4 separate regions of the Mus musculus genome follow, and all the other regions are linked to region 3. Evidence: chromatin loops called from intact Hi-C (ENCODE). Cell type or tissue: left cerebral cortex. All regions are shown on one strand. Region 1 has its middle 37 kb from the start of Gm33819. Region 2 holds the start of Rbis (ribosomal biogenesis factor). Region 3 has its middle 87 kb from the start of Gm9733. Region 4 holds the start of Car2 (carbonic anhydrase 2).

Region 1 (8,000 bases), 50 kb before region 3:
CTGGTTTTGAAAGCACGAAGGGGTCATGCAGACCAGCTGAGGCTCAGCACTGTGAGCGGTCATGGAAGGCCATTGTTGAAGGTACAGCCTCAGTTGCAATTGATGGCCCAGGACTGAAGGGGTCATGCAATGTTTTGGAGATGCCAGGACCATGAATGACTACCAAGAACAGCAGCAGCATGGAATACAGGCATCTGGAGCCTAGAGGAAAAGCTGTGTGTTGCAAAGGACAGAGCTGGAGAAGTGATCCAAGCTGTTGGAGGAGCCCAGAAGATTGTGAGTGGGATCCCAGACATTGGATAGTTGGAGTTTAATTTTTGCTTTTGATTGTGACTGTGCCTGATATTTTTCCCTCTTGAATGAAGAAACTATTTTAGTGGATCCCACACTTAAGACACTTTTAATTGTAAAAAGACTTTGAATTTTAAGACATTGGATATTTTAAAGAGATTGAAATCTTAAGAATTTGCAAAGACTTTGGGACTTTTAAAGTTATTTAGATCTTGGGGATGAATAAAAAAGTAAGGGTTGAGGCTTACTAGTGATGTGTTTGTGTGTCAAGTTGACAAGGGGTCAATTGTACTGGCTAGTTTTGTGTCAACTTGACACAGCTGGAGTTTCACAGAGAAAGGAGCTTCAGTTGGAGAAATGCCTCCATGAGATCCAGCTGTAAGGCATTTTCTCAATTAGTGATCAAGGGGGAAAGGCCCCTTGTGGGTGGGACCATCTCTGGGCTGGTAGTCTTGTTTCTATAAGAGAGCAGGCTGAGCAAGCCAGGGGAAGCAAGCCAGTAAGGAACATCCCTCCATGGCCTCTGCATCAGCTGCTGCTTCCTGCCCTGCTTGAGTTCCAGTCCTGACTTCCTTCAGTGATGAACAGCAATGTGGAAGAGTAAGCTGAATAAACCCTTTTCTCCCCACCTTGCTTCTTGGTCATGATGTTTTGTCCAGAAATATATGCCCTGACTAAGACAGATACCAATGTGGGAAGGAAAAAAACTGCTTCAAGTTTTATATTCAGGGAAACATTATCATAAGCAAAGCACAAACCATAAAGAAAGCACAAATTTTTCATAAAAATATTTGAAAATTTGATGTATAACTTTCTACTGAAATTCTCTGGCTGGGAGAGCATCAGTATGAGGTTCAGAGACGACATGTACAGTAAGAACACATAGAGTATTCAAACCAACAGTGAGGATGGTGGATAATTAACGAAGAAGTTCCTGGAAATTCCTTATCAGACAGAAGAGAGAAAAGCAAATTTGTATACAACTGTAATCCTACAGCTGACATTTACTCTGAGCACAAATCATGTATCCCTTGCGTCTAGAAAGAGGGAGGATTTGGCTGTGGTCTGTTTGCTATACTCTTTGTTGCATGGGAAACACATTCTTAATTGTCAAGAAAGCTAACAAGGTTTCTAAATTTAAGACTTATTACTTAAATATATAAAAACTGCTTAGTTACAATTTTATGTCTATGAATTTAAAATGTTTCTTTTTTTCTTTTTCATGAAAATGAAGTTTGTTATAACTGCTACATACGTACATAAAATGTATTTCAGGGAGCTATCATGGGATGTTTCACTGTACGTACCAATATGTAAATTTAAATCAGGCAAAAAAAATCTGTCTCCAATATTTTTCATTTGTAACTAAAATACTAAATAATCCATGTTTTCTTGCTTGTAATATAGATCACATTACTGCCCACAACTGTGCAGTGACACTGGGGAGTGAACCCCTTACTTTTCCTAACAACTTTAGCACCATCAACAACCTCTCCTCCCCACCTCCCCCCTGCCCCCAGCCTCCAGTAACCGGCTTCCCCTCAGTTTCCCTTGGCAATGCTCTGGCTGTTTGCTTTCTTATTAATGCAACATTTTCTCATACATAAATTTCATCTGTCATCGCTATTTTGTTTTAATGCTTAGTGATGACACTGCAGTAAGGTGGTTGTGGTTGGACTGAAACTACTACCATGGGCGTCTTACCAGCCCACCAGGAAATTGTCTTCATAAAAGACATTTTTTAGCACAGCCTGGAAGTTCTCAGTCACAGACAGTGACTCCTGGGATGTTTCTTTGCATTTATAGATTAAGTGTATTTCTTGAAGAGTTAAGACTAGAAAACAAACAAACAAACAAACAAACAAACAAACAAAACTAAAAATGACCTGAAAGAACATCCAAAGACTCTCCTTTCCTTTCAGCTGTGATGTCATGGTATCTGACACTAAACTACTCTCAATTACGAAACTTTAGATAAAAGTAAACAAACAAAAACTGGAAAACTGTTTCAAAGTAGTCAGTCATATCTATTCCTCATTGCCTTGGACATGAAGTCTTCTAATTTGATATCAAGAAAGCAATTAAGCTTCATGTAGTCTTTATATTTCTAATTAAGAATGTGTTCCTTTTAAGAATAAAACTTTTCATGGAAATGAGTTAGGATCATAGCATTTATTAATGTGTCTTAAACATTTATAGGGAATATGCACTATGTCCTGTACCATAATTCAGCATAATTTGGGGTTAGGCTGTTTCTTGTCCTATTTCTTGATGTAATGAGAGCAACAATTACCCAAATAGTGAGAGGTTCTAGCAGATCTCTGAAGCTGCTGAACATAAAATGGTAGTGACTATATACATTGGGCAACTTCAGAGAAATAGATGGCCTGTTTATTTATACTCACTAGCCTTTATACCCCACCCTTAGTCTGTATCACTTAGATGGCCACTTCTTAAAAGCTCCCGAGAGAGAGAGAGAGAGAGAGAGAGAGAGAGAGAGAGAGAGAGAGAGAGAGAGAGAGAGAGAGAGAGAGAGATTTTGGCCTGTCTTGCATAATACCTACTATAGTTGTCACCAAGGTTCTCTGCATAGTTTTGCCCTTCTTATACCCTTGGCAAAGACAGTATTTCCAGACCCTATTGCTAGTAAAGACAGAGCCTCAGCCTACGTCTTTAACACCAAATAAGGCACTGTGCCATAGACTTAATGTTCTTCTTATTTTATTTGGGTTTCACAGAGTGAGGCTTGCAAAGAGTCTTGAGGCATACAAATTTATTTTGTAGGAGAAATTCAGGTTCTCAAATTACTGATTTTTCAAATTTTATTTTCATGGAATTTCCAGGAATTGTTTAGTTTTATGGACTGAACTTTTATTTTTGTTTCTTTTCTTCTCTCTGTCTCTCTGTCTCTGTTTCTATCTCTCTCTTTCTCCTTCTCTGCTTTGTTTTAATTTCTATAGATGCACATACCTTTGTTCTTTTATTCATTAATAAACCAATATGAATTACATTAGTATTCTGTTCATTTCATCCTTTATCATTTTTATATAATATCCTTTTCTGCTTTGGAATTCTATCTGGGATATCACAATCCATTTAGATATTATGTCTTTATGGATTTCTCTAGGACATGACAGTTTCTTAGTCACTCTTTGGTTTTGTCAATGTGATGGTTTTGAATTTTATTGGTTCATAGAACTTCTCTGAATTTTCGAATATCTTGAGATTAGTTAATCAGATGATAGCCAGAAGGTAGTAAGTGACAATTTAAAACTATATGATTACTACAGATTAGTTGAAGGAAATTAGGAAGAATTAACTATTTGCAGATTTTAGGGGGTAGAGAAAACGAGTAACAATTAGAGGGTGCAGGGGTTGGTTATTAATACTTGATCTTTGGTGTTGTTTTAAAAATCCAATTATGAATGATAGAGTTTCTGATTTAAAAAAAAAGCTTTCTGAGACTTTATTGCTCAAATTGTCTCTGATTTGGATAGGTAGCCATCAGTTTTTACTCTAAAAAAAGGAAAGACAAAACGAGCAAGGCCGTCTTCATCAGTGAGCAAGTGCCGTGACCGCTTTCAACTGAATTGCAGTTCCCACTGCTGTCATTTCTTCTTGGACGCACTCATGAACAGATTGCTTTTGCATAACTGCCTCGCCATCTGGTGGCAACATGTGGAAACGAGAAGGATCAGTCTGGAGATGTGAGCTGAGCAAGCTCTTTCCCTTGAAGAGGATACTTGATGAGATATACCACTTTTCTAAAACATTATACCATCATAATTTTACACCTTTATTGACCAACCATGTTTACCAAATTGACTCTCTATGTCAAGGGGAAGGCCAGTTTCTGAATCTCATATTCTAGCTGAAAATGACTTTGGTAAAATTTTCTAAGATTTCTAATCTGGCTTCCTGTGACACTCTCTTATTTATTTATTTTCAGAAACCACAAATTACAAGTCCTTGACAAATAATCATAAAATAAGTATTAGGCATATTGATTATTATGAAACATGTGTGAAATGTGTAACCCTCATAGTCCATCAAGCCAATGAAAAGGAGCAGAAATTGTTTCAATATTAGCTTAGGCCTACCACTAACTATGGTTGTCTGTTCCAAGTAGAATTTGTACCCTCCTTTGGTTTGTCTCAGAGATAGCATGGGCATGGATCAGCTACCATGATAGTGATTCAGCTACCATGTATAGCACGTCCTGGGGAGACAGGGACACAAAGCAGGTGCTGGAAGATGTAATTTTTGCTGGCTTCACTTTTGATTTTGAAATGTCTGTTGGCTCATTCTTGCATCAATCACAGAACTATTGTTTATAGTCTTCTGCTTACCAGACATGTTCCAGTTCACTGCTCCTTCTCTGGACCCTGAAAAACAGAGAGTGATACAAAAATATGTTGGAATTAATTTTGTGTTTCTGGATTCTTGAGAAACATACATCCATCATTCTTAGAAGCAATACACATTGAGCAAGTCTTTTCAAGAAAGAAGAGTAGATTTGATGGATGGAAGGAGAGATTACTTAAATTCCAGTGTCCTGAGGGATGCCACACATGTTTCAGGGGAGCATGTAGTTGTATAACTCCTGACTACTGGATATGGGAATTCTTATGCCTTCTAACCACTGTATTTTGCCTTACCCTGGAGTTAGAGTTGGTAAACATTTCCTAAACCACAGACTCATTGATTGAGACTATTCTCAACTACATGTTAAATAAGATTTTTGCTCTTTAATTTATCGAAGAATGTTATTGAACGTCTGCTTCATAACCTCAGATAAGTAGGTCACTGGTAATGGTAATAACTTGATGACTGTCTTGTAGGTGTTTGCATTGTGTCAAACATGGCCTGCCATTCAAATGTACACTCAACAAATATTTTTAATGCTGTTTTGCACTAAATATATGTAGGTGTGTGACCTGTGGAGATCCAGCAAAAAGGCATAAACGTTCCTGCTCTCTGGAAACTTACAGTCTGGTGAAGAGAAGCAGACACACAAATGCACAAAACAAATGAGTAAAAAGAATTAGCCAGCACTGAAGGCTACTTTGGGCCATTTGGTCAGAAGCTAGCTCTGTCTGAACAATGAGAATCCTGTTAGATGTATATGTCACATGTATGTGAGTCCAGTTAAGGATCCAGCTAGGGCAGATGGAGGAAAACAAGCTTGTAATATGTTAGAGATAGCAATTCTTCAAATGAAGGTTTTTATTGTTCTTGGATCCATCCTCGCCAAGAAGAGACAGTTTTCAGCTAGCAATCTGACAACCCAGATCAACCCAGCTGTGTTCTGTACACCATCACATGGATTCACAATAACTTCTTGCTCAACATAATCCTGTACCCAGAGAGTAGCTTGAAAGAAGCCTGTGTGACCTTTGAGCATCTGTTGGGAATGTTAGCATAGTTTGCTTGTTGTACCAGACACTGCACACAAAGTTCTTTTGGTTTCATTTTCACAAGGAGTAAGTAGTATTTTTATTTTATAGACATGTGAGCTGTGCAACATGCCTCATAAACAGCTCAGATTTCACACTCAGATTTCTTTTGAACATCAAAGGAAAGAGAAACAGAAGAGCCATGGCCAGTGATACTCTGTTTAGAAGCAATCTTAACCTAGGGAGCCACTGAGGAGTCTTAGTATTCAGTAGGAACTATAGCCATGTGTCTGTGTCCAGCATGTACCTGCCTTCCCATACTCACCAACCTGCAGTAGTTGATACCTTCTCATTTCTGAAAGATGATATTTCTACAAAAATCACTCTTAATATAGGTGTGGCTCTGAAGGGGATATTCATTTAGCCTTAAAAAGTTAAGCCTCAGAAATTAAGAAAAAGATATATACGTATATATGTTTTTAAACTATGTAAAACAAGAAATGACCAATTTATGTTTTTTTGTTGTAAAAAAAAGCATTAAAAAAGAATGAAGTTATCTGCCAAGAAATTTGTCATTCATATGAAGTAAAAATAGTATAAGGTTATTCTTGTTGGAGTAAGTAGTTATGTATAATATAAATTTCCATTTTGAGAATGAAACTAAAAAAGAAATTCAGATTATCCCAGAACTGGGGAGATGGCTCAATAGTAAAGAAAAGGGTTTACTGCCCAAGCAAGTGGAGGGTTCTCCGGCACCTACCTAAATGCCAGGAGGGCATGGAGGCTTTGCTGTAATTCCACCACTCCTTCAGCAGAGACAAGGGTCACTGAAGCAAGCTGACTAACAAGAGTAACTGCAATAGCAAGGTCTGGGGTCACTGCGAGATACTGGTCAATTAACAATATAGCAGTGAGCAAGAAGACTTCTGTTACCTCCACATGCATGTGCAGAGGTTTGCACACTCAACCAGACACATAGATTCACACACGGACAGACATGTATACATATCACAGACACACACAAAAACACAAACAAAAAATAAACAGTTCAAGTGTATCAAATGAATCACTATGTGATGATCTTCATGCAGATCATTATTAATGTAGAACAAGGCATGTAATTAAACTTTGTTAAATTTTTCAAAACAAACCTGTGTTTTGAATACACTCATATTTGAAATATAAAGTGCTTTTCAGACAAAAGACAGCTCCTTTGAGCAAATGCAGTATACAGATGGTATAGGAGATTAATAGAAAATTTAAAAGGAAAAAAAAAAAAAACCAGAGACTAGAACAGGGTACATTCTGTTTATCTGCGCATTCACAGTGACAAGCATTTGTAAATGAACCTTCCTTTGATGCTGGCCCCATGGTAAGCTCACAGAGAGCTCCAAGGCTGTGCTTCATCATGAGTCTTCAGATGGAAGCTTGTCAATAACAATATGCAGTGATTCGCAGCAGGACTGAATCCTACCTGACCACTCAAGCAGAGGACCCTGAACCTCTGCTGTTGCTCATCTGGCACATCCTCATCAAAGCAGAGAGTGAGACAGAGCAGGACATTGTCGTGTTCTCTCAGCCACAGCTTGCTATCCCACCAGGCCTTCCCTACACAGCAAATCTTCTCTTCCATAAGCACGCAGTGATGCAAACGTTGCAAAACCTTTTCCTCCAACTTAGAAAGGCCAGGTGATTTTTTGCTATTGTTGTTGTTTTTAACAGTTAACATTCCCAGCAATTTGGCCTATATGCTCTTCATCAGGCATATTATTTGGATGTAGGAAGCGAAAACCTGTGATACACTATCTAAATATATGGCCTCACAGAGTTCTTACATATTGAACCAAGAGAAAAATGTTTCCAAGGACCTCAGAGAGTGGAATCTAGTAAGTATGTATTGCAATAGACTACAAAAAGGACTCAAAGGCAAAGCTGTATAGCCTGGTGGAAGGCAAAATTACCCTTCTCTTCCAACTTTACAAGAAAAGAGGAAGTAGGAGCAGAAGCCAAGCGCTCCTTGTAAAGGCAAGCAAGATGCTTTCGCCGTGGCCTAAGAATGCTAATAAAACATTAGTGTCTAGTCTATTGGAAACTGAACATTGGTCTCATAAGATATCAATACTCCTCAAATATTCAGGTAGCTGCAGCCTGAGTCACAGCATACAGGAATTAAAGGCAGGCAAAGGGACAAGTTTTAAAGTAAAGACCCGTCAAATTGTGTTTTAAAGAAAAGGAGCTGATAGAACAAGAGAGCTTCTATTAACTTACATTAGGGTAATTTTAAAGGATCTTAAAGGACTTTTGCTAATGTCT
Region 2 (8,000 bases), 630 kb before region 3:
CAAACTACAAAGACAAGCCTGTGGAAAACTCCAGACTTATCATCCCATCCAGTTTTACTTCCTCTATAGTTAAGAAACCATATAGGTTCTCCTTTAGAAACTATATCCCAGTTCTTGAGAGAAACAAAAACTTCGAACCTTTTGGTTTTACAGGTATTTTCAGGGTGGGGTGGTGGTGGACTGTTGTTATAACTGTTACATCCTAGAAAGCTAAAGTATGATCTACTTAATCATGTTTTTTTTTTTTTTTTTTTTTTTTTTTTTTGGAGACAGGGTTTCTCTGTGTAGCCCTGGCTGTACTGGAACTCACTCTGTAGACCAGGCTGGCCTTGAAAATTTTTTCTCATGTATTTTGAAGTAGAAAGACATAATTTTTTTCTGTATGTGCATCTGCATAAGTTTATATCCACCATGTGCATAAAGGGTGCCACAGAGGCCAGGCAAGGATATCAGATCCCTAAAACTGGAGTTACAGTCAGTTGGGAGACATGGTCCTCTGCCAAGGCAATAAATGTTCTTAACGCTAGGCCATCGCTCAAGCACCTATTTTGAAGAATAAAAAATTGTACTTCAGCCAAATTTTTCATTTTATAGACTTTTAAATTCCAGTCTACTAGCTACCAAGCTGCTGGCTTACATAGTATACCTCTGCAAGTGGAATCTTGAATATATGCCAAGTGAACTAGTAAGAACTATCCTTCATACTGTCTAAACAGTGATTTCTATAATCTCATACAGCCTAGTAGCCTATTGTGTAGCACCTCGTATATGTGCAATCCTCTTAAATTTGTATTTTAAAAGGAACAGTATTTACCTTAATATTTTTAAAAAGTCTTGTCTAGTAAGAAGGCTATGAACTTCTGGTTTAAAAAACAAAATCCCACTGTTAGTTTACATTTTGCTTATAATCAATGCCAGAATACTTAAATACTCACCTTCTTAAGATTAGTAGTAACTGGTTTTGCCTTGTTTTTAGCCTTGAAAGTTTTGTGGCTAGCTATATGAAATACATTCCTGGACTTCTGCCCTTTTAATTTGTTCTTGGCCATTGTCTAGAAAAGAGAGTAGGGTTCAGTTAAACTGCTTATATTTTGAACCACAAATCAATGTAAAATTTTAAGGTATCTTAGTTCTGATTATTTTAAAAGTTGTTACATAAATCCTGTTTTTCATTCCCAGACATTTGCCAGGTTTTGAGGTAGGAGGCACACACATCTCAGTCCTTGCTGCATCCCTAGCACCAGGTCTGAGACACCTAGTTAAGGGCTCTTGGTTAAACTTGGTATTGTCAACACACACAACCGACCCTTTGTGGTAAATACCATTATCCCCATCTTACAGATTTAAAAAGTGATGCAAAGGTTTAAAGCCATACAAGTTAGACTAGCGGTCACTATGATATACTGCTTTTCTCATGAACATTTCTACATTCCTGCTACATTTCCTGCTTTTGTTTGATCATAAGCAAACTCATGCCAGGCACCTGTGGTAGGTATTTACTGAAGTTCATTATCTTCACTTGCACTATATGCTTTTGGCTGCTTTTCTGCTGCAACTCTGGCCCACAAAGACTGTTTTGTTTATCTTTCTCTTTACTGAAAGTTTCCCAAAGTTTTGCACAAGTCAACTGCACCCAGTGGTAATTTTTATAAAGTATGAAATGATAAACTGCCCAGAAATTAAAGTCATCAATGGTTGCCCTGACATACACTGGGCAATATGTCTTGGTCTATTCATCCTTGGTACTACTGGCTCTGGCCTAAAATCTGTCATATCTTCCCTTTCCATTTTGCTCTAACTTTCTATCTTGGCTAAAACTTCCACCAATACAGCCTCAATATACATACACAGGGAATATGCATATACAGTGAATGTGCCTGGCATGTTTTTGTTTTTTAATCAAACAATATGGATGCACAATGTGCATATATGTTCCCATATATACAACATATAATGAATGTATTGTGCAAATACATATATACATATGTATTTACATACATACATAACATACATACACACATAACACACTCTTGAACCCTAACAGTACTTCTGCTCAAAAATATTACAGTAGAAAATGCATGCGTACAGGAGTAAAAATAAGTAAAAAGTCATTCAACCTGTTATCTAACCTCCTCCATCCCATCTACCCTCTCATCTATTACTTACTAATTATTTACTAAGTCTGAAGTAATAAAGAATGGGTACGTATATATACACAACCAGATACTTTACATGCACAAATATTAACATCAACATTAAGCAAACAAAGGATAGTGTTGCAGACTCAAATGACGAGCGATGCTTACTAAGATGGAAACACAGAAAGATTCGAGAAGATCTGCAGCCTAACTAAAACCTAGATTTTGGAAAAGTGCTATTTTAAAGTTGTGATGAAGACACTGTTAAAATACCCTGCTAAGGGGTGGCCGCAAGGTTTCGGGCCTGGGCACCCCGGGAGTTCGATCGCCCACGAGGAATCGATAGAGGACTAGAAGTTGGCAGAACAGAGCCCTCGGAGCCGCCGCAGCCAGCATTCCCACCACGCCCTGCCTGAGCCCCAAACATTTCACCCCAGCGCTCCGAAAAACCCCATTAGCTTCTCACCAAAGTTCACGCGGCTGCTCAGGTTCACAGTGACGCCATCCACAAGCTCAGGACACAGGAAGTTCCGGGAAGACGAGCCAGTCAATTGAGAGCTTTCCAGCCGTAACCCCACCCACCGAACCGGCTTCCCCGAGCGGGCCACGCCCTCAGCTCCCTCTGGTGCCTCTTAGCCCGGCCCTTCACAGTAGCCTGGGCGGGGCCTGGCGTGTCCGCCGTGACCCCGCCCACTCGGAAGGAGCCGCCTTCGAAGGGGAGGAGGAGTCGACTCAGTGGAGCTTCGCCTACTAGCATGCCATGGACGTTTTTCATAGGTTTAAGCTGGTACTTGAGAAGAAGCCTCCCACCGGTGAGGTTCCACGCATCGCCTCGCTAGGACCCCGCGCCTTTGACCCGGTGGTCGTCACCCACGAAAGGCGAAAAACATTCTCGCCAGAGAAGTCTGTCCTTCCGGTCTCAGATGCTTGGTGTCACCAATCGAAGCCGCGGGCCCTGCAGTGTCCGAGAGGTGGCGCCACGACCGAGGGCGGCGTCCATACAAGAAGAAAAAGTTCGCATCCTTTTCAAGTTACTTACTTGTTCAAAAAAGAAAATTTCCTACAGCACAGCAGATGTACAAGAAATCATTCAAAATTATATATATATATTTATATCCAATTTGTATTCAAAATGCCTGTGAAGTTCTAAAAACATAAGTACCTGTGAAGCTCATATCACAGGTAATGATGCCCTTGAATTAGATCCCCTTGCCCCAAGAAAGGCAAAACAATAAAAGTCTACCTTGTGTGAGAGTAAGAGTGATGCCACAAGTAACCAAACTTATAGAAAAACATTAAACTATTTTGCAAAACTAGAGTTATGAATTCTGAAGCAAATGAGAGGGGCATAAGTATGTTCCTTAAATGTGAAGTTATTGACATGTTTGTACAAGGCAAAGCAACATATGTAAAAGAATACCATCGTGGTTGTAAAATCTGTGGAGTGTAGCTTTTAGTTTGAAATGGTGACATAAGGCTACATATACCAAGGAAAAACATAGTTGTACAGGTAAAAGCAGAGGAATTATACAAGGCAAGGAGACATCCGTTTCTGTGTTATTGTCAGCTAACAAGGCAAACTAGAAAGGTTAATGTATTTCCCTCTGCCTCCTATATAGAAGGCTATTGCCAGATTCAGACATTGATTATTTTCTCAGCATCCTTTCTGGGTAACCCCTTTTATCACATTAAGTGGTCCTTGTTGGACCTGGTAAGACTGGGCTTCCCTACAGGGGCTAGGGAGAATGCTGCTGCTTAGGCTTAGTGGGGGCTCAACAGAACACTGGGAAACTGGGACTTCAAGCGACCATCCCATCCAGCAACTGGGAGAACATAAAGGCACCACGATGGGAAAACAACTGGACCTTTGAAATATGGCCTGGCAGTACTACTGGCTTAAGTATTGTAACCAGAAAACCCACAATGTCTTATGATTGCCTGGGTTCAGTTGTAGCTGGAAGAACAATGCTCAACTATCAGAGATAAAAGATCAGGCATACCTTGAACTTTTTTTTAATCCTATGTACTTGAAGGGATTTTGAGTCTATTATTACAAAAAATTGTGAGAATTAGTGAAATCTAAACCAGAATAGGATGTTATGGTAATAAAGATAAGGAACATGCTAACTCAAAATGCCATTTTATTCTGTGACCAAATGATCTATTAAGTATAGGAAAAAAACGATTGGTGACTTTTGAAAATCTTTAAAAATATTTACAAAGATCATATTACCAGAGTTCATTGTTAACCCAGGCTGGCTCAAACTTTCAGGATTACTGACTTGGCCTCCCCAGTTGCTGGGATTATAAACACACACCACCTCACCTGGCTGTCCTGTAATTTTTCTAGCAGCCTTGAAGGTGGCTAAAATCATATATACCATATGTATCTATTTTAGTTATTTGTCTCATTGCTTCAACAAAATACCTGAGAAATGTAGTTCAAGGAAGGAATACTTGTCTTGCAGTCCAGTATGGTGGAAGCAATCAGGCCGGAGCTGGAAGCATGCACAGTCAGGATGCAGAGAGAGATAAGTGCAGCCACTCAGTTCCTTTCTCCTTTTTTATGTAGTTTGCAAGTCAAACCAGGGAATGGAATTTTCCATATTCACAGTGGGCCTTCACGCTCAAATAATCTAATCTAAGACAGCCTTCACAGACATGCCTAGAGGTTCATTTTCATGGTGACTCTAAATCTTATCAAGTCAGCAAGACTGACTATCACATCTTTCAAAAACCTCAGTTCTGCTGAGACTCACTAATGCTTCATTCATATAGGCCCATTCTGAAGCAACGATCTTGGAAGTAATTCAAGGGTTAAATAAAGAGTAAGGCAAAAGAGACCACACATAATTAAAACCCCCTATCACCAAAGTCATGGTGGTCTAAGGAGCAAACCCAACCTTGTGCTGATGATACTCTAAAATCAGCCCATTAATCTACTTCTCCTGACTGGTTTCAGTCTCCTAAAATAATCAGAACACCCCATGCCTTAGTTAGGGTTTCCATTGCTGTGAAGAGACACCATGACCATGGCAAATCTTATAAAGGATATTTAATTGGGGTTATCTTACAGGTTCAGAGTTCAGTCCATTATCATCATGGCAGAAGCATGGCAGCTTAGAGGAGCTAAGAGTTCTTCACTTTCATCCAAAGGAAGCCAGGAGCAGACTGTCTCTTCTGAACTAGGGTGGAGCTTCAAAGCCCACCCCCACAGTGATACACTTCCTCCAACAAGGCCACACCTTCTCCAACAAGGCCATACCTCCTAATAGTGCCAATCCCTGGGCAAGCATATTTAAGCCACCATACCCAGGAACCTAAATGGAAGGTAAGACACATGTATTCTCTTCAAGAGGTCACCATAACCTTGATTATGGGTGTGCAAGAATAATGATGCTTAGCAATATACATAAAGACTATAATAAATGCACAAAAGTATGCCACTTATGAAAGAAATAATTCTAGATTCTAGAAACCTATTCGTTGGGGCCCAGAAGTTGCCCCCAAAACCACATGAACACTGATCTCAATAAGACAGAGATTGAGCAATCATCCCAGAACTGATTGATTAGGGCTACAGACCACACTTGAGAACTGACTGTGACCCCTGCTCAGAACATTACAGAAATTTAAAGCATGCAACTCACAAACATCTGTGCCAAGTTATTCCACCAATCAGAATTTAGAGTTTGGGTACTTCCTTAGGAAAATGTCTTTTTTGTATACTTATCTTGTTCCTATTTGTTAGGTTATTCAACTGTGGTGGGATGCCTTGACTTGGCTAGTAGTGATGTCTTAACTTGCCAACCAGGATGTCAGTTCCTCACCTACATGCCTTGTTCTGCCAAGTACAATGTCAATTCCCACAGAGGTCTCAGGAACTTAAAACTTTTGACCCATATAAAAAATGGATTTTATTCCAAGTGTCTTCTTATATTGGTGTCCTCCTTTTATGTTGGGGCCCATCCCAGGGGTAGCTTAAAAAGGCAAAAGCCATAAAAGCTCATACATATGTGTAGAAAGTGCTGCTGGAGGGTTGATTCAGGTCCAACCTTATTGTGGATAACTATACAAAGTTCAAAATGATTTCTGCTGTCAGTGGTCACCAAATCATAGAACATAATATGCAATCAACTTGGGCAGAAGAAAGTTTCTTGATAACAGTAGTATCAGTATATGAGGAAGTCTCCTTGTAACACTAATAACAGCATAAAATGGCTGGATGGACATGCAACAGTTACCCAGGCCTGAACACTGTTAAGGCTATGATCTGATTATCTTAAAGAAAAAAAAAATCTAGAAACTACAGCAAGAAGACCAGGTCTAAACCAGTGTTCACTTTTACAAAAAAAAAAAAAAAGATTTATTTATTTTATGAATATGAATACACTGTAGTTGTCTTCAGACACACCAGATGAGGAAGACATCAGATCCCATTACAGATGGTTGTGAGCTACCATGTGGTTCCTAGAATTGAATTTGGAACCTCTGGAAGAGCAGTTAGTGTTCTCAATCCCTGAGGCATCTCTCTAACCCCAGCGTTCACTTTTATACAGCCCATACACTAAAAATAATTTTGAAAAGAAGAGTGAAAGTAAGAACAACACACTATAGTGAGTGTTCTATGAAATTTATGTGTTGGTAGCTAGTGTTTCATGACACACTATCAATCTCATTGTGCTATTGTCTTCTTTCATTGCCCAATGATAATGCCCAGTGAGTAGTTTCAGTAGGACTACAGAGCATACAAAGCCTAAAATATCTTCTGCCTGGCTCTTTACCAACTTTAAAACTTTTAAAACTTTCATCCACTATATATAATTGGTTGAATTATTTGGGACTTGCACTTAAAGCTATCGACAATCTCAACAAACTAAAAGCATATTTTAACACAAAATTCCACAAATTTGATCACCTTGCCTCTGATGATTAACAATGATGCTCATGTTCTGGGCTGAAAACAGGGGATCTCAGATGTGTTGAAGACACTTTTTTAGAGAGTGGTGTAACACTAGGAAAGAAGACAAATTTCTCTGGAAACTGAGAAAATATAGAAAGATGTTGCTAAGGGCCTTATGAGAAAGTTTAAGGTCTGTGTCTCCTGCCACTCACTGCTCTTGCCTTAGGAGCTCTAACCTACAATCTATATACTAGTACTGTCACAGAGGGGTGTATCCTCCTGTCTTCAAATGGATTTAGACAATGCTGAGCTATTGCCATCCTTCTATTGTCTACATTCTGTTGCAACTAAAAGCATTCTCCTCTACCAATTTGTATATTCATTGTTTTTTTTAAATATCAGTATAGAATTGTAGGTTCTTGTCTTATGCAGTAGATTAAGATCTTTTTATTGTAGCTATCTTAATGTTCACACTGCTCAGTTTGGGCCTTTAAGCAAGCATTCAGCTAACTGTCACATGCCCTCACCTGCATTCTTTGACAATCTCTTACTTTCTAGTGTAACAACATAGTCTAGACTCATCTAGCATCTGTGCTTTCCCAACCATAAAACCAATCACGTGTCTGTGGAGTGCTGGTTTCCTTTAGTTAAGAATACGTAGAAACCAAGAATAGGGTGATGCTTTATGTCTCAGTGGACAGAGCTGGCCAGTGTATGCCTTGTATGCATATTACCTATTATAGTTGTCTATAAGCACAAGATAACGAAGCAACTGTCTCTGCTACTAAATGGTCAAAGCATCAGTCATGCTAACCCCTACATCCTCAATTGGATGCTGTAACATTTGAGCTTTCTAACCTATTATTAATGCTAACTAATATTTGGTTCTTCACTGGTAAGGAGCTAGGTTCCCATTATCGTTCATTTATAAGTGCATTTAGTCTATTTTCCTCCCCTGC
Region 3 (8,000 bases):
ATAAGAGCAACATTTCTTTCAAATTTTAAAGCCATGTAGTGTGATTTTAAATATGCCCATTCACTTATTCTCTCTCTCTTTTGTAAAGAGAAGCATAATAATCACTCCAAAATATCTCCTAACTTTTTACTTCACAAAAACAAAAACAATGTATGATTTTCAAATTTCTACAGTATTACAAGAAGGGAAAATGCTGTATGCTTATATTTATGTAATGATTCCAAGGTCTTGGAGTAAGAAACAGGCAGAATGCCTGGTTTTTCCAGGGCAATTAGAATTTCTTTGTAGGTTGTATATTTGTTACTTAATACAGATGCAAGAAAACAATACTAATTCCCAATGCCAGTGAATTTCCAGTGAGATCACTTTCAGATTAAACACTAACCGATTCAGGATCCTTGGATGAAAGACTATTGTATTCCAAATACGTTTTGAACTTTGGACTTTTTGTTAGTTTATTTGTATTAACTTTTCCAAATAGGAGTTTACGTATCTCAGTCGACCTTTGAAACTCCATGAAGTAAATAATACTCCTATATTTCTCCAAGAAGAGAGACCTGAGATTCTAAAGTCACATACTCTCAGAGCTAAATTACAGACAGAAAATTAAAAGCTTGTTTGATTTGAAATGCTACATTGTGCTGTTTCCTGAAGCTTGTTCAGATGTGGGGCTTTGGGGAAGCAACTGGATAATGAATGGTTTTCATGGGTGGATTAACTCTGATGCCTTGACTGGGAAGTGATGGGGAAGATGAACTGGTTGAGGGAACTGGGATTTTGGGGACATGGCTTTTGAGGGAAGGATCTGTCTTTCTGCTTCAGAATTATCATAAAAGAGATACTTTCTGTCTCATAATGTTGCTGCCACAAAAACTTAAAACAATAAATTCAGCTTGTCTTGGACAAAAACATCCAAAGTCATAAGACAATATTACTTTGAATTGCTTCTCTAGGTTATCTGGCCCAGCAACAAAAAGTATGAATAAATTATCATGTCTTCCTAGAGCTCTGTTGTGGTGTCTGACATGTTATAGAATTTGAAACCCTCATAAGATACATGTAAGAAATGTAGTTATAGTTGTCCTAATGAAACACTTCTCCTCCCTATCTTCCTATGTAGGAACTCCATAGGAGGAACAATAATATGAACTAACCAATACTCCCAGAGCTCCCAGGGATTAAACCACCAACTAAAGAGTACAAATGGTGGGACTCATGACGCCAGCTGCATATGTAGCAGAGAATGGCCTAGTTGATCTTCAAATGAGAGGCCCTTAGTCCTGTGTAAGCTCTATGCCCCAGCGTAGGAGAATGCCAGGGCCAGGAAGAGGGAGTGGGTGGGTTGGTGAGCAGTGGGAAGGGGTTTTTGGAGGGGAACCAGGAAAGGGGCTAACATTTGAAATGTAACTAAAGAAAATATCTAATTAAAAAAAAAAGTAGATGTAGTCTACCATGACCTGATAACCTCTCTGAGCTAGGGGCAAAATGAAGGACTCCTTTTGACAGTGGGGCTTCTGTTTCTCTGCATGACCTTATCAGGAGAGTGTCTCTAAGCACAGTTGCCTGACCTTATCTACAGGATGACCTCCACAGAAAGCTTCCTGCCAGTGATGCATGATTCAGCAGGTAAGTCCTACTTAGCCCCTCTGGCTATATGATAATTAGGTACTGTGCTATGACCAATCAGCCCTTCCTGCCCATAACCCCCAACACCTCAGGAAAGTCTTGTAGCCTTTGGCAGATTACAGGTTTAACTTCCTCTCTCTGATAAGAAGCTGCCCAGCAGGTTCTTGGTGTTCTTCCTCATGTAAGTGAAGCATTTCAGGCATCTCAGTCCTAGCCAATAACATATACCTACCCTGGAAATCCCTACCATTTCCCAAAATCTATACAACCCTTGTTTACCCCTAATGAATTTCTGCCCTTCCCCTTTATGGTTTGGAGGCTTTTGAGGAGAGATCCATGCTGTGCTTCAGAAAGCAATTTCAAACAGAAATGGGTTTGAAGGAGACAACCCTGATGTCAATAAATAAATAAATAAATAAATAAATAAAAGATACTAAGAAATACAGGCAAGTTTACAAAGTCCATAAAGAGGAAAGAAAATGAACCTTGTAGGTGAACTTGTAGGGTAATTTTAGAGTGAGGTTTGCTAGGCCTGATGACTGTTTCTTAGGATGCAATGGGACAGCATAGAGAGACAGAAGGCAGAACAACTCATAATACCTAAGCCCAATGTTGTTTATTTTTCCATCATTTATCTTTCTCAGTGAAGGTTTCCTTTCCCAGTGGTAACAGTTGACTTCAAAGCCACAGAGCTGACTGGGCCACTAGGAGAAAGAAAAACAAAAACAAAGGCAAAACCAAACCAAACCAAACCAAAACAAAACACTCTTTCCAAACAGGACAATTCTACATATATGCACAAAGGAAGGCCTGAGTGCAAACTAGAAAAGTACACTTTAAAAGAAATCAAATATTGATGCCAGAGCCATGGGGGAAAAAGTAAACCTATAAAGGCCAAGAAAAACTGAGTCCGAGTTTTACTGAGGCCTCAGTGCTGGACAGTAAGGTGTGCTGGCCCATGAAATGGGAGATGGGAACACACTGAGAAATGTTCAAGAACTAAGGTAAAGGTTAAGTCTATCCTCCTTTAAGCTCCAGGACAGTGTCAAAAGGACACAAACGGAGAATTGCTCAGAACATCAAATCCTGACTTGTTTGAATGTGGGACAGAAGGGTCACTGACCATGTCAAGCCTCATGGAAGCAGAAGTGATCCTTGGTGCTGGTCCAGACCTATAAAATTGACTGTGACCACACGCCATGAGGCTGTGTTCACAGCCAGGATGTTTACACGAAAGCCGTGGGAAGCAACCCTGCTGTGGGTAAGTTCTCAGTTAAGTCACAAACTGCACAAGGAAGGAACAGTCATGGAAAACATACAAATCACAGATTAATTTCTCAAGACCTTTAGATCTTGGAGCCATCAGGATAAAGGATGACACGATTGTGATGACCCTTCCTGAGCCCTCACTATATACAAAGTACAGTGGTGACCATTCCATGTTACTTCCTATGTTGGCAGTGACTCAGGTTTACTTTCTTGTAATGATTGAGGAAGACAAGGCAGGAAAGTCAAGTGACCTACGTGAGAACACACAGCCAGCCAGTGTCATACAATCAGGCTGTCTTGTTTCATAACCTCCATCCTTATTTAATTTTTTTTCATTAAACTCCCTCCCCTGTGGGATCTCAAAGAACAAAGGCTTGGTTTGAATACTGAACAACAAAGGAATAAGGCTCTGCATTTAATTCTACTATCAGGAGAGTGGAGGGAATTAATAGACAAATTGAAAGAAGTTATAAAATAAGACTGGAGGAAATTACCCACAATACAGCAAGGAGTGATATTGGAATGAAAAGCAAGATCTTTGGAAGATAGAAGAAGGAGTGTTCCTTCCAATCACCCTCACATTTATGTCATAGAACCAGCTGGTGAATAAATAAGAAGAGACAGGAGAAAGATTTGAAGAGAAAATAAAGCTAAATATTACATTAGGGTATGTATTTGATCTTCAACAACTAATTCCATCATTCTGCCATTTATTAACAATATAGTCTCTTAAAATTTCCAACTCTTTGATATTAGGTTTTTTTTTTTTCCTCAGAGAGGGAATCCTAGTGCCCAGTTCCCCTTGAAAATTCTCATCCTAAGCTCCAATACACAGAGCACTTAACTAACCCTCCCTGTTCAACTGAAACTTAAACACTAAACAGTTTTATACTATAATTCAATTTCTATTCTCTCCAGTGCTTTCAGTTTTTCAAAGTCCTATGAAAAGTAGCTCATTGGGAAACATCTTCATTACTAGAAGAGATATTAGACTCACGTGTATAAAATCTTACACTGAGAACAGTGTAAGATTCATACAAGAGCTATGCATGAAAATAAGAAAATAAGAAAACTGGAGATACTATCTGCTAAGTAATTTAAATGAAAAAAGTGTATTTTGTAATCACATAAGATGTATGCAACACACTTAGATTTGGAAAGGTATATGACTCTATGAACGTGAAGTTTGTTAACTTTATGGTGTCATTTCTGTAACAAATTTTTCAACCTGGAGCTTTGGTTTTCGCTATTATCTATTTGGCTCAAACACTAACGTATGGTGTCTTTTGGCTCCATCTAGTGTCTGAGGGCTGGCAGTACAATGTGATTTACTGGAAATAAGTATCATGGCACAGACTCTTCATGGAATGAATGAATGAATGTGAATGAGCCTTCTGACCTAGGTGGCTTTATTGTCTGTCACCTGCGCTGCTCTTCTCCAAGACGCTTCTACCTCTGAGAGGCTGAACCTGTCTTCCTGAGATACTACTGAGATAGCTGGCAACCTGTGGAATTGGTGACCTAATGCTATCCGTTTTAACAGACTAGTGCTAACAATTTAGCAACAAAGTATCAAGAAGCCTGGTGTGGTGGGAGATGGGCTTTCCCCCTATATAAGTATAGACTGGTAGTAAACATTGGGCCATGATCAGAAATTTGTCTTGATCTCTTTACGAGACACTATGAAGACAAAATCCATGTGATCCCCCACTTTTTAAATCTAACATTTATCATTAGGAATTTTAGGGAAATGACACTCTGTTCCTGCCCATGTTTCAAATCAAAGTCACAAACCACCATTACTCTGACCCCTCAGGCCTAGGCTTAAAGGGACTCCTCTGTGAACAGGAAGTGTTCCTGTAACCCCTACTTACCTATGATATTGTCAGCAAGTACAACACAGAGAACACCAAGAACATGCCATTAATGTACGGAGTTGAGCTGCATTCAGTGGCTAGAGTGCTTGCCTGACATGTGCAAAGCTTGGTCTCTAGCCCTTCATAAAACCAGATGATTTCCCATTCATACAATTCAAGCTCAAGAGAGGTGAGGCAGGAGGATCAGAAGTTCAAGGTCATCTTTGGCTACATTGTTTGAGTTTGAGGTCAGCCTAGGCTACAGAAAATTCTATTTTCAAAAATTATAAAATAAAGTATTTATTTCGTATAGGTTGCTAATAAGTCATGGTATTATATTCCTATAATGAATTTTTGCATATTTCTCTCAAGCAAAAAGATGGAGAATATGGATAAGGAAACATAAGTAACATAGCAGATACATACATTATATTTCTACTCTCTAAGTTATCATAAAGATAATTTTCAACTGAATGTGCCCAGTAACTGTGTGAGTTGTCTCAAATTTTTCTTATTTGGTCTTTTATCCATAAACATGTACATTTGTTTACTTTAAAATTAGAGGCATATGCATTATATTGCCATATACTTTATCATTTCAAAAGGAGAAAAACTTTTGTTGTTTTGAGACAAGTTCTCAGTATGGATTATCTCTGGTCCCAAGATTGTGATTATCTGGCCTTGACTTTCATACCTAGTCAATAATATTTTAAACAACTGTTTTATTTAAAAACTTAAAAGGTATTTTTTCCATATCCCTTTCAGTCTACAGCTCTGTCGGGGGCAGATTGGAATGTTACTCCCTCTCCCCAACCCACAGTCTGCAGTTCTTTCAGATCTGCTGCAACCAGGGACACAGATGAGACACCTGCTCAAACAACTGCCTCTGCTGGGACTCCCAGTGGATATGGGTCCCCCCCCCCTCCCCGTGTGACCCTCATCTCCTTTCCTGCACCTCCACAGGGGAGGACGGATCAGGGTGCCCACTTCTCCCCCACATCCCACATGAGGTAGTCTGCATGTCCACATGCTAAATGTTCTTGTCCCCAGTTGTCCCCAATTGGCTGGGCAAAGGGAGATGGGGCAGGATGCTTAGGGGCCACTTCCTCTATTGGGCCTAAGGTAGCTGGCTGAGATTTAGAAGTGCCCAATAATTGAATTAGCCAAGGCATTCTAAAAATTAGCTAATGTGTGTGTGTGTCTTTCATTTGCGTATCCAATGAGCTGCTGGGTGGGTGGCTGGAAGCAAGTGACCCTCTGGGAGCATAAAGCAGAGGAGCTAAAAAAAACTCCCATTACTTATATGGCGAGCAAAGTGGCAGGCAAGAATCCACTATTAAAAATAATTTATGGATTCTGGGATTGAATAGAGACATGCAAATGATACAAGTCTAGTAGAGAACTGGTTTCTCAGCTAGCCTAGCCTTGTCATGTGGTTCCTGAGCAAGCAACAAAACTAGAACAAAGGAACACAGTTGTCAGCAGAGATACACACACACACACACACACACACACACACACACACACACACACCACCTACTAGGAGGAAGAGTGTGAGAAATAGACAATAAACGCTGTCTTCCTCCAGCCACCAGACAAAGGATAGAGATGTATAAATTTGATATAATTGTTTCTAAGGATAGGAGAGAATATACAGACTTTGCCAGAGGCATGTGGAGATTTCTTCTTGAGGTTTGAAACTGATACAAAGAGTTTAAGCCGAGAAGCTGAGATCTCCTGCAATGCAAAGAGGCTGATGGATTCCCTGACTGGGTAAGAGGAGGAAGGCAGTGAGAAGCAGACTATAAAGGCTGTGGGTCTTCAGCCACGAGATAAATAAAGGATGGAGATTTTTAAATTTGATGTAATTAATTTTAAGGACAAAAGGATGTGTAATGGTAATTGTTTAAATGTTCTTAGTTATACAGAGATATTAAGCACAGGATGCAGGTAGGGAGATTAAGTGATAAAAATGCTTTAAAAAGAAATTTAAAAGTCTTGCCAGGGTAAATTCTCAAATAGGTCCACACAGAATTTCTGGGATTGCCTAGCCTGGTATGACAAAATTAGAGCCTGGAAATAGGCTTATATAGCAAGTAGAAAGGAATTTGATTAAAGTTAAATACCTAGATAATAAATATTAAGGTTTTCAATCCTTAAAAATCTGATTGAAAAAGCAGGGGATAGGGACCCTGAGCTATCTCAGACAGTAGAACTTAGGCTTTGAGAATTACATAAAGAGAAAGTGGCATACTACTATATTATGGGTATTTATCTCCATAAAAGGGAGAATTTAAGTTTACATAGATGTATAAATAATTTAGGACTTGATCTCACGTAGGGCAGGGCAGGGGAGAGCAAAGAAGCACTCTCTCGACAGACTATCTGTTTAGATTGCTTTAATTGCTTTGAATTGCTTTAATTATCAAAATGTGTGTGGTTACGAGTTTGGTGGTTATTTTAAAATTCTTCAGGGAGAGAGGTTAAGCTATATCTTTTTTTTTTATTTATTTATTTTTTTCTTTTCCTTTTATTTTATTTTTTTTTCCATTTTTTATTAGGTATTTAACTCATTTACATTTCCAATGCTATACCAAAAGTCCCCCATATCCACCCACCCCCACTCCCCTGCCCACCCACTCCCCCTTTTTGGCCCTGGTGTTCCCCTGTACTGGGGCATATAAAGTTTGCAAGTCCAATGGGCCTCTCTTTCCAGTGATGGCCGACTAGGCCATCTTTTGATATATATGCAGCTAGAGTCAAGAGCTCCGGGGTACTGGTTAGTTCATAATGTTGTTCCACCTATAGGGTTGCAGATCCCTTTAGCTCCTTGGCTACTTTCTCTAGCTCCTCCATTGGGAGCCCTATGATCCATCCATTAGCTGACTGTGAGCATCCACTTCTGTGTTTGCTAGGCCCCGGCATAGTCTCACAAGAGACAGCTACATCTGGGTCCTTTCAATAAAATCTTGCTAGTGTATGCAATGGTGTCAGCGTTTGGATGCTGATTATGGGGTGGATCCCTGGATATGGCAGTCTCTACATGGTCCATCCTTTCATCTCAGCTCAAAACTTTGTCTCTGTAACTCCTTCCATGGGTGTTTTGTTCCCAAATCTAAGGAGGGGCATAGTGTCCACACTTCAGTCTTCATTCTTCTTGAGTTTCATGTGTTTAGCAAATTATATCTTATATCTTGGGTATCCTAGGTTTGGGGCTAATATCCACTTATCAGTGAATACATATTGTGT
Region 4 (8,000 bases), 360 kb before region 3:
ATGCTGACCCAACCTGGCTTTCTGGAGTAGGATTGCACATAAAATTTTCACACATTGTTCTTCTAGCATCATGGAGCAGGGTCTTTGACCAGGAGGAATGCACTGGCTCTCAGTGGGCCAAAGGACAGGTGGCTGAGGGTTCAAACCGGAACCAGAGTTGCCAGTTTGGTCCACACCTGACTCTTGCACTTGCTAGCTGAGTGACCTGTACTCAAGAACCTTATTTCTGTCCTCCAGTGCCACTGCTTCAGTGCAGACTGCTGTGAAGTGTTTAGAACTGCATTGCTGGATACACGCTTTTAGTAAGTTAATTTTTTAGAATTGTGTTGGTAAATTAATACTTTTAGTAAGTTTAGAATGTAAAAACTCAAACACACTAATTAAATGCTCCTTTTCCATTCAAGTTAGTGGCACAGAAAAGACAAACTATTATTTTTTTAGTGAAAAAGTATTATAATAATCATTATATTATTTATTCAGACGTGAAACCATGCCAGGCCTTTGAGATCTTCCAGACCCTCTTTCTTATAATGATATTCTGGAGTAGAATTCTCCCTCATCAGTTTACAATGGAGCAGGGGAAGTTGCAAGAGACTGCCTATGTTGCTCAGGGCTATACTGAAGCCCTATCGTGGACTCCACTCACACTGAAAGCTTAAATCTAATTTCACAAATGGGGACTTCTCCCGATGATAACAGGGACACTAACAGAGGAGTTAATAACACAGGAAGCCACAGCTAAGCCACATAAGTGAAATTTATCACTCAGCAGCCCTGGGTATGCTATATGTATTCCACACATGAACATGGAGGCTTGAAGACTAGAACAAATCATGCAGGCTTATGTAGAAGGTAAGACCTAGAGACACAGTACAAATCCACAAAACCTGGCTCTCATTCCTTAAGAGGAATGCTGGTAGGTTCACAGGCCAAAAGGGAAGCCAGAGCCAGAGTTTCCATATCAAAGGGACTTGGATCTTTTTCTGGAAGTAATTCTTAGAAAGACACACAGAAAGGCACAGGTAGCAAGAGTCACCCAGACCCTCCGTCTTGTCTGTAAAATGAAGAGATGAATTAGATTGCCTAAAGCTCCTAATTGTCTTAGTTCTAGTCTGTGTTATTCTCTCCTTTGCATCTGTCCCCTGGCTTCCTTGTACACTTAAACAGAAAACCTCTCCTTGGTACAGTGGTCTGTACTGCCCTTCTGGCTGCAAGTCCTGCCTGGCTGATGTCACTGCTTGTCTTCTTTTTCTTCATCCCAGTGATAAAGCTAGAAACTTCTTTGAGCAGGCTTTTATACTGACTTCTTGTATGTGAGCTGTTCTGTTCCTGGTCCTTCCTTACTGGTTCTTTAAGGGCTTCCTTCAGCAGGGCTTCTAGGACTCTCGGTGTGAGAGTGGCCTCTTATCCTGTGCCACTCTGCCTCATCCCTGGCTCTCGAGCTTCACACTCATTGGCACGGCTGGAATTCACCTTGCTTGTGTTTGCTCACTGTTCCCTACAGCCTCCACATCCACTCATCATGGACTCCAAGAAGATCGGCATCAAGTTGACATGGTAGCGGCCCAAAGTAGCACTTGAGATCTTGGGAAGTGAATGGGTTTACCTTATGTAGCCCCCCAACATATGGAAAATATGTAGCACTTAGTAGTAGCTCAATTAATACAATTGTAAAAATGATAACTCATATTTAATAAGCCATAATTGTTGGCATAATGTCAAGCCTTTTTTTACATGTTATGGCACCTAGTTTTCACCATGACCTTATGATATGAATACCATTATTATCTTAGTATTATGGGTGACATGCTGAAACTTAATTCAGAGTCACCTTAGGGTACATGCTGAAAGCATATATATATATATATATACACATATATATATATACATATATATATGTGTGTGTGTGTGTGTGTGTGTGTGTATATATATATATATATATATATATATATATATATATATCCCAGTCAGCTGTCAGCTGGAGGCTTTCTCTTTGGCCAGATGCTTACTTTTGATATAGTTTGCATTGTGTTTTATACAGCTCTGTTTAGGATAAACTTCAAAGCCGTAATTTTCTGATGGCTTCAGGTGGCAGGTGATTAATGTGCACTCACTAACTTAATTCTTACAACAGTCCTAACTGGGTGTAATTATTCTCACTTCCCACATGAGCAAGCAACAGCAAATTAGGATGATGGTTTACAAACTGATGATTAAATAGTTCTATCAGCTTAGAAAACTGCATCATAGACAGTAGGCTAGGGACATGTCTACATACAGGACTCTAGGAGTCCTAAGAAGTGAATGGCTGTTAGTCTCACTAAAAACTTAATACTTTAATGACTATGAAACTATCTACTTATTTCATTAATTATTGAATAAATCATATATTTCTTTGTAAAATATATTAACTAGCTAGATTTAGTGTAAATCAAATGCTTTGTCATTTTGTTTTAAAATTTTGTTCTGATTTATCTCAAAGACTTTTTGTTATCATAATTGGAACATGTCTTAGTAACTTTATATGTTTTTTTTCTGATTATGTTATATATACCCATATATATGAATATATGTGTGTATATGTACATATGAATATGTATATGTACATATGAATATACATACATATATACATAAATTTCCCCCACCTCCTGGGTTAGAAGGAAGTACATTTCTTCCCTCTAAAAACATGAATACATAAGCATTGGTTTTATTTTTACAAGCCCAGTGTTACTATCTGGCAGCCAGTGAATGACTGCCTGGGAGGAATGTCCCCAGTACAGCAGAGCTAGACAGTGACTGATCCACATGATACTATGAAGTCATCTCCATCATGAAGACCTGACAGAAAGAAAATGCCTACAGCCTCTGTAATTTGAAAAGAAAATGAATATGAGATATAATACCTGATGCTCTCTTGACTGTCCAAAGGTGGGCAAGGAGACTCCCTAGCAGGAGCCTGGCTCCCACTAAAACGTACCAGACAGGATGAGGATTCCCGTAGCTGCAACCAGAATTGGTGGGGTCTGAAGCCTTGAGAAGCACTTCATCAAAATCTGTTCTTATTCCACGCACGGTAGTAATGGAACAGGAAATGGGAAACCCCTAGCAAATTGTGCATCTCTAGTGTCACAGATGCAAGGGACTATTTGTGAATTGCACTTTGTAATGGTCCTATAAAACATTCTTCATCAAAAATTTCTTTTGACATCAACCTGAAGAGTCTTGTATAGAGAAGACCATAATTTTCTGAGTCTTAGTATAAGAACAAGGAGATCTACATGTGCATCATCTTTGTGTGGCACTGGGTGAAATAAAGGCACATGATGAGTCTGAGAACACTTAAAATGTAGTCAGATATTTTTCATTATACTTACACATAGATTCTAATATATAGGTAATGTGATGTCTAGGTGCCTCCATAGAAACACAAAAAAACTGTACCCTTCTCAATTTGAATTCTAAATAATATGGCCTCAGGTCCACAATAGATTCAATACAAAAAAATTGTTCTCAAAGTCAAATAAGAAAAAAAGTGTTAGGTGAAGAGAAATGTTTAAATAAAAATACACAAAAAGAACATTGAAAGGTGTGTCCCCGGGACACCCACGGTCCCTGGGAAGCCATACAGCTACCTTTCTTTTCTATTTTTTAAGTTTTGTGTTTTTTGTTTTGTTTTGTTTTGGGGGGGGGGGGTTGGTTTCGGCTTGTCAAATACAAATTCCTTTGCCAGGAAGGGGAAGTTCTCATCTCCTTGGAAGACATTTTTAAAATCCAATTCCAAAAAGCAAAGCGATTTTTGAGAATTGTTGGTTATGTTACATCAACAGTTCGGTGCCTAGGGTTAATTTGTGGAGCAAGCGGGAAGCTGGAGGGCGCCCTGGCGGCAAAGCCGGGTCGTCTTCCCGCAGCCCGGCAGCAGGGGGCCCCCCCGCTTCCCGCTCCCGGCTCCAGGATCCCCGCTCCCGGAGCCTCTAGGACGCTCCCCGCCCAAGGTCAAACTCCGCAGCCGCGTGCGTGCGGGCCGCGGCCGGGTGGCCGGCTGGCCCGCCAGCTCTGGGAAGCGGAGCCCCGCTGTGCGGGCGGGTGACCAGGTCGGTGCTCACAATGGGGCTGGGGAGTAGGGGCGCCGGCCCGCGAGGCTGCGCAGCGCCGGGGCGAGCTGGAGAGCGCGCAGCTGCTGCAGAGCGGGTCGGACGCAGAAGCGGAGAGCAGCCGGAGGGCGCCCCGCCCCAAGCAAGGTGCGGGGGCCCTCGAACACCGAGGCCTCCGCCTGTCACCTCTGCCTGTCACCTCCGTCCGCCACCTCCACGGTCTCCTCCCCTTGCTCAGGTCCACTCGGTCCCTCCCCTGGGCCGCCCAGAGCACCAAGTTGGCGGGAGCCTATAAAAGCCGGACGGTGCGACCCGCGACACACACTGCAGGACCGCTAGACGGACGACAACTTCTGCTCTGCCCCAATCACCGGCGTGACCATGTCCCACCACTGGGGATACAGCAAGCACAACGGTGAGTGGGGAGGCCGCGCGCTCCGGGCCGCGCGCTCCGGGTCTCGGCTCAGGCACCTGCCTCGCTCCGCAGATCCCGGAGCGCAGCTTGGATGCCGGGTCTCCGCTCTGGTACGTCCCTGGCGCCCGACTCAGAGCGCTCTCTAGGATCTGATCTCAAACTTGCTTGGCCGCGCACAGGGGTTGGGAGGGATAACCCAACGCAACACCCGACGACAATACCTATCGGGACCACAGCCGGTCACCCAAGGCTAACCTAGGCAGAATCGAGCAAGGGTTGTAACTAACATTTTACTTGTGTGTAGCAGAAAGGTTAAGGGGAAACACTTGTCCCCTTCACGTCTGTATCTGCTGCACTGTGGCTAAGATTCCCAGCGCACTTTGTTGTGGCATCTTCTGGAGCCCGTTTGGGTCTAATTGCGAGTTTTCCATGCATCTTTCAACTTCTAGTGTTAGAAGGTCAATCGCAGATACCTAGACGTCTTCCAGATCAAAGGCCTTGGTATATGACGCCATCTGAGGGGAAAAGAAGGTGCACTGGCTTGTGGTTGTGTGAACTTCCCAGCAAAGATAGTTCTAAAGGAGGGGCCTGAGCCTGAGTTTTGGTCTATACGGTCTTTACTGTCACCTAGTGTGGCAGCACGAGGTTCTCAGACCTGTTATAATGCCTTAGAATCTATGTTCCAAACTCAGTCACAAGAGGGCTTATATCCCCAGTCAGACCACTCTGTTTTCAGTAGTTCTGTCTAGTATTAGTCACCGAATTTGAGTGAAAAGATCTCAAAATTGCTAACGCTTGTCTGACAATGTTAAGAAATAGATGTATATTGACTCTAATTTTCGTGTTGGCCTTATGAGGTAGACTTGGAATATTATTACCCCATGTTACAAATAAAAGGACTGAGGCACATTTTGTTTTCCTAAATGTTAAGTTAGTATCACCTCCGAATGTTGAACTGAGCAGACTGTCTAGAAACACCAGTGGCTTCCGGTGGCTGGTGTCTCCCTTCCCACAGCAATGACCTAACAGCTCTCTTCTCATCTCTAGGACCAGAGAACTGGCACAAGGACTTCCCCATTGCCAATGGAGACCGGCAGTCCCCTGTGGACATTGACACAGCAACTGCCCAGCATGACCCTGCCCTACAGCCTCTGCTCATATCTTATGATAAAGCTGCGTCCAAGAGCATTGTCAACAACGGCCACTCCTTTAACGTTGAGTTTGATGACTCTCAGGACAATGCAGGTCAGTGTTTAGGAAAACATCCATCGGGCTTTTTAGCCAATAGTTATTTTCGGTCTTAATGGAAAATACAGGGACACCGGCAGGAGGTCCCTGCCACCACAATTTGTGTCCGAAAGCTGAGATGTCACTCTGATTTCTTTCATAGGTCCTAGAAGTAGGCTAATTACTGTGAAGTGTCCTCAGGGACTGTCAGATATGTAGGGCATCAGGCAAGGTGCCTGTGGGATGTCACAGAAAGCAAGTCAGGTCTTTAGCAATACAGAAACCAGGGAATTCACGAAATTTTAAACTTTTAAGATTCCCTTTAACACATTTGTCCTCCTAGATGAGAGCTATCCTCAGTAGGTATGACCTAATGTGTACTGCCTTCAAGTCAGTAGCGCAGAAAGTGATCATAATCTGAATATTTAAAAGGTTGAAGCTCTTGGTAAATATTGTTTGTATTTGTCAGTGTTGACATAGGGTGAGTATATAAAGATATAAGTATCTCGTTCAAAAATTTATTCCACAGTGAAGATTTTTCAGAGTTGTTTGGATATGCTTAGGCAGTTACTGAAAAAAAAAAAATCCAATTACCATAATTTATTTGTAATAGGGCCTGCTGACAGGATGCTGGTGAATGCTTTCTTCTTTATTTAGAAAATGGAGACCCAGTCCCATTTAGACACAGTGGCTGCCTTTACGGCCTGCTGGTTGACTTAATTGCCAGTGTCCTATTTTCCTGAATATTTTCCTTTGAAGGTCGCTGAATGAAATGGGCCTGTAAACACATTGTTTGCTAGTGGATTGGAGGAAGGGGTATTTTAGAGGGAAAGGACAAAGACAGAGGAAACAGCTACTATTGCTGTCAGAGTTGGAGCTAATGACCATGCTGAATAATAGCATGCTATATAATGTATAATTAAAGTATTACAATCAGGCGGGCCATTATGTTTCAAAAGCAGCAGAGAAATCTCAAATACCTCAGTCAGAATTAACAGCTGAAGAAAGGTGGGTTTTTAGTAATCCCAGCACTAGGGTGGCAGAGGCAGGCAGATTTCTGAGTTCAAGGCCAGCCTGGTCTACAGAATGAGTTCCAGGACAGCCAGGGCTACACAGAGAAACCCTGTCTCGAAAAAGAAAAAAAAAAAATCTCTTCTCCAGTGCAGGGGTTTTCGAACCTGACAAGTCATTCAGGGTTGGTCAGTTTGGAGGAAGCTAGGATGGTTGATTGGTCCAGAACTGTGTGTGGCCAGAGTAGGCTTCAGAACTTGTTGAGCCTGTCTATCAGCAGGGGCCTGCTAGTGGGAGGCTGAAATCTTACAGATCCTTTGTTTTAAGCTGCCAGGTTTTTGTCTCAAGTGATGAGGGTGCCAAAGAAGTGGGTTATCCTGGAAATTGGCACCTTTGCTACCTAGCCATGGCCCCCTCCCTGTCTGCTTAATTGTCTTTCTCTCTCCTGTCTGCCCTCATCACTAAGATCAGTTCACACTTCATAAACTAAGGGTCATGGGGGCAGGTGAACCTTTCCGTTGTCCTCAGAATCCACCATGTATTGAAAATATCTAAAAGAGAAGAACATACAAATATAGGCTCTGACTGTAACTTTGATACAAACAAAGAAACTGTTCAAGGAAGTGTGGACTCTTGAGTTGAGATCCAAAAGATCATAGAAAGGATTGGGGTAAGAGTTCTCTGAAGGAGAATCTGAGGCTCTAGCACAGGAGACAGACAACATGGGCCAGGGGGGTTGAAGAGAGGAAGCCAGCTCAGCTGGCACAGGTCAGGGTCCGGCGCTTTTGGAGACTAGAGTAAAGGAGATGGTTCCATAGCAGGAGCCTGCAGCTAAGCCCTTGAATTTCCAAGCAGGAAGGGGGTGGGGAGCAGGATGTGTGCTTGCCAATACTTCTTTTGACTTAAACTCCCTTCCCTGGTGGGAAATCCTGGAAAGTCTCTTAGCTAGAGATTCACAGACAATGTCCTCAGTTGGGTGTCTATCAACATCTGTGAGAAGGAAAGGCTGTCACGTTGGTGCTTATAAAAATGATGTGGTCCTAGGAACTGTGGAAGCATGGAGGCGGCTTAGTAACTGACATGATACTTCAGTAAAGGCTTTCCAGAAGGTTCATTCAGAGAAATAAAGGGTTTGGGTGTTTTGGAAGAGACTCCAGCAAAGGGCTTTAGGAACCCCCAGGGGATTAAAGAGAGCACAGGATGTGTGTCTGTGTGCCCTAGATAGCAACACAGTCTAGGAAAAACAAGGGTCAGCA

Evidence for each region. A loop is a pair of places that touch in the nucleus more often than their neighbours do. Peaks named below come from ENCODE experiments on the same cell type or tissue, not always from the same donor. Only the 100,000 strongest peaks of a DNase experiment are listed, where the experiment ranks them.
Region 1: it touches region 3 in a loop (2.6-fold over the local background); 9 of 42 quality-filtered maps call a loop at or near these places.
Region 2: a loop joins it to region 3, with 3 times the contacts of the local background. A loop is called at or near these places in 5 of 42 quality-filtered maps.
Region 4: it touches region 3 in a loop (3-fold over the local background); 30 of 42 quality-filtered maps call a loop at or near these places.

What each region holds. Positions count from the first base shown.
Region 1 is chr3:15,190,613-15,198,612 of GRCm38, forward strand. No RefSeq gene overlaps it. Among named protein-coding and RNA genes, the nearest start is that of Gm33819, 37 kb to the left of the region's middle. In left cerebral cortex, a CTCF peak has its summit at 3,963 (motif pointing left); a DNase peak (open chromatin) is centred at 3,954; H3K27ac peaks cover 551 bases.
Region 2 is chr3:14,608,606-14,616,605 of GRCm38, forward strand. It overlaps Rbis (ribosomal biogenesis factor), which reads right to left and starts at 2,651. Exons shown (of 4, transcript NM_001099674.1): 1 at 2,605-2,651; 2 at 936-1,052. The coding sequence starts at 1,049. In left cerebral cortex, a CTCF peak has its summit at 3,108; a DNase peak (open chromatin) is centred at 2,758; H3K4me3 peaks cover 1,845 bases; H3K27ac peaks cover 739 bases.
Region 3 is chr3:15,240,947-15,248,946 of GRCm38, forward strand. No RefSeq gene overlaps it. Among named protein-coding and RNA genes, the nearest start is that of Gm9733, 87 kb to the right of the region's middle. In left cerebral cortex, a CTCF peak has its summit at 4,198 (motif pointing left); a DNase peak (open chromatin) is centred at 4,195; H3K27ac peaks cover 409 bases.
Region 4 is chr3:14,882,281-14,890,280 of GRCm38, forward strand. It overlaps Car2 (carbonic anhydrase 2), which reads left to right and starts at 4,008. Exons shown (of 7, transcript NM_009801.5): 1 at 4,008-4,506; 2 at 5,554-5,751. The coding sequence starts at 4,473. In left cerebral cortex, CTCF peaks have their summits at 3,893 (motif pointing right) and 4,510; DNase peaks (open chromatin) are centred at 3,948, 4,412, 5,568, 6,496 and 1 more place; H3K4me3 peaks cover 4,462 bases; H3K27ac peaks cover 4,605 bases.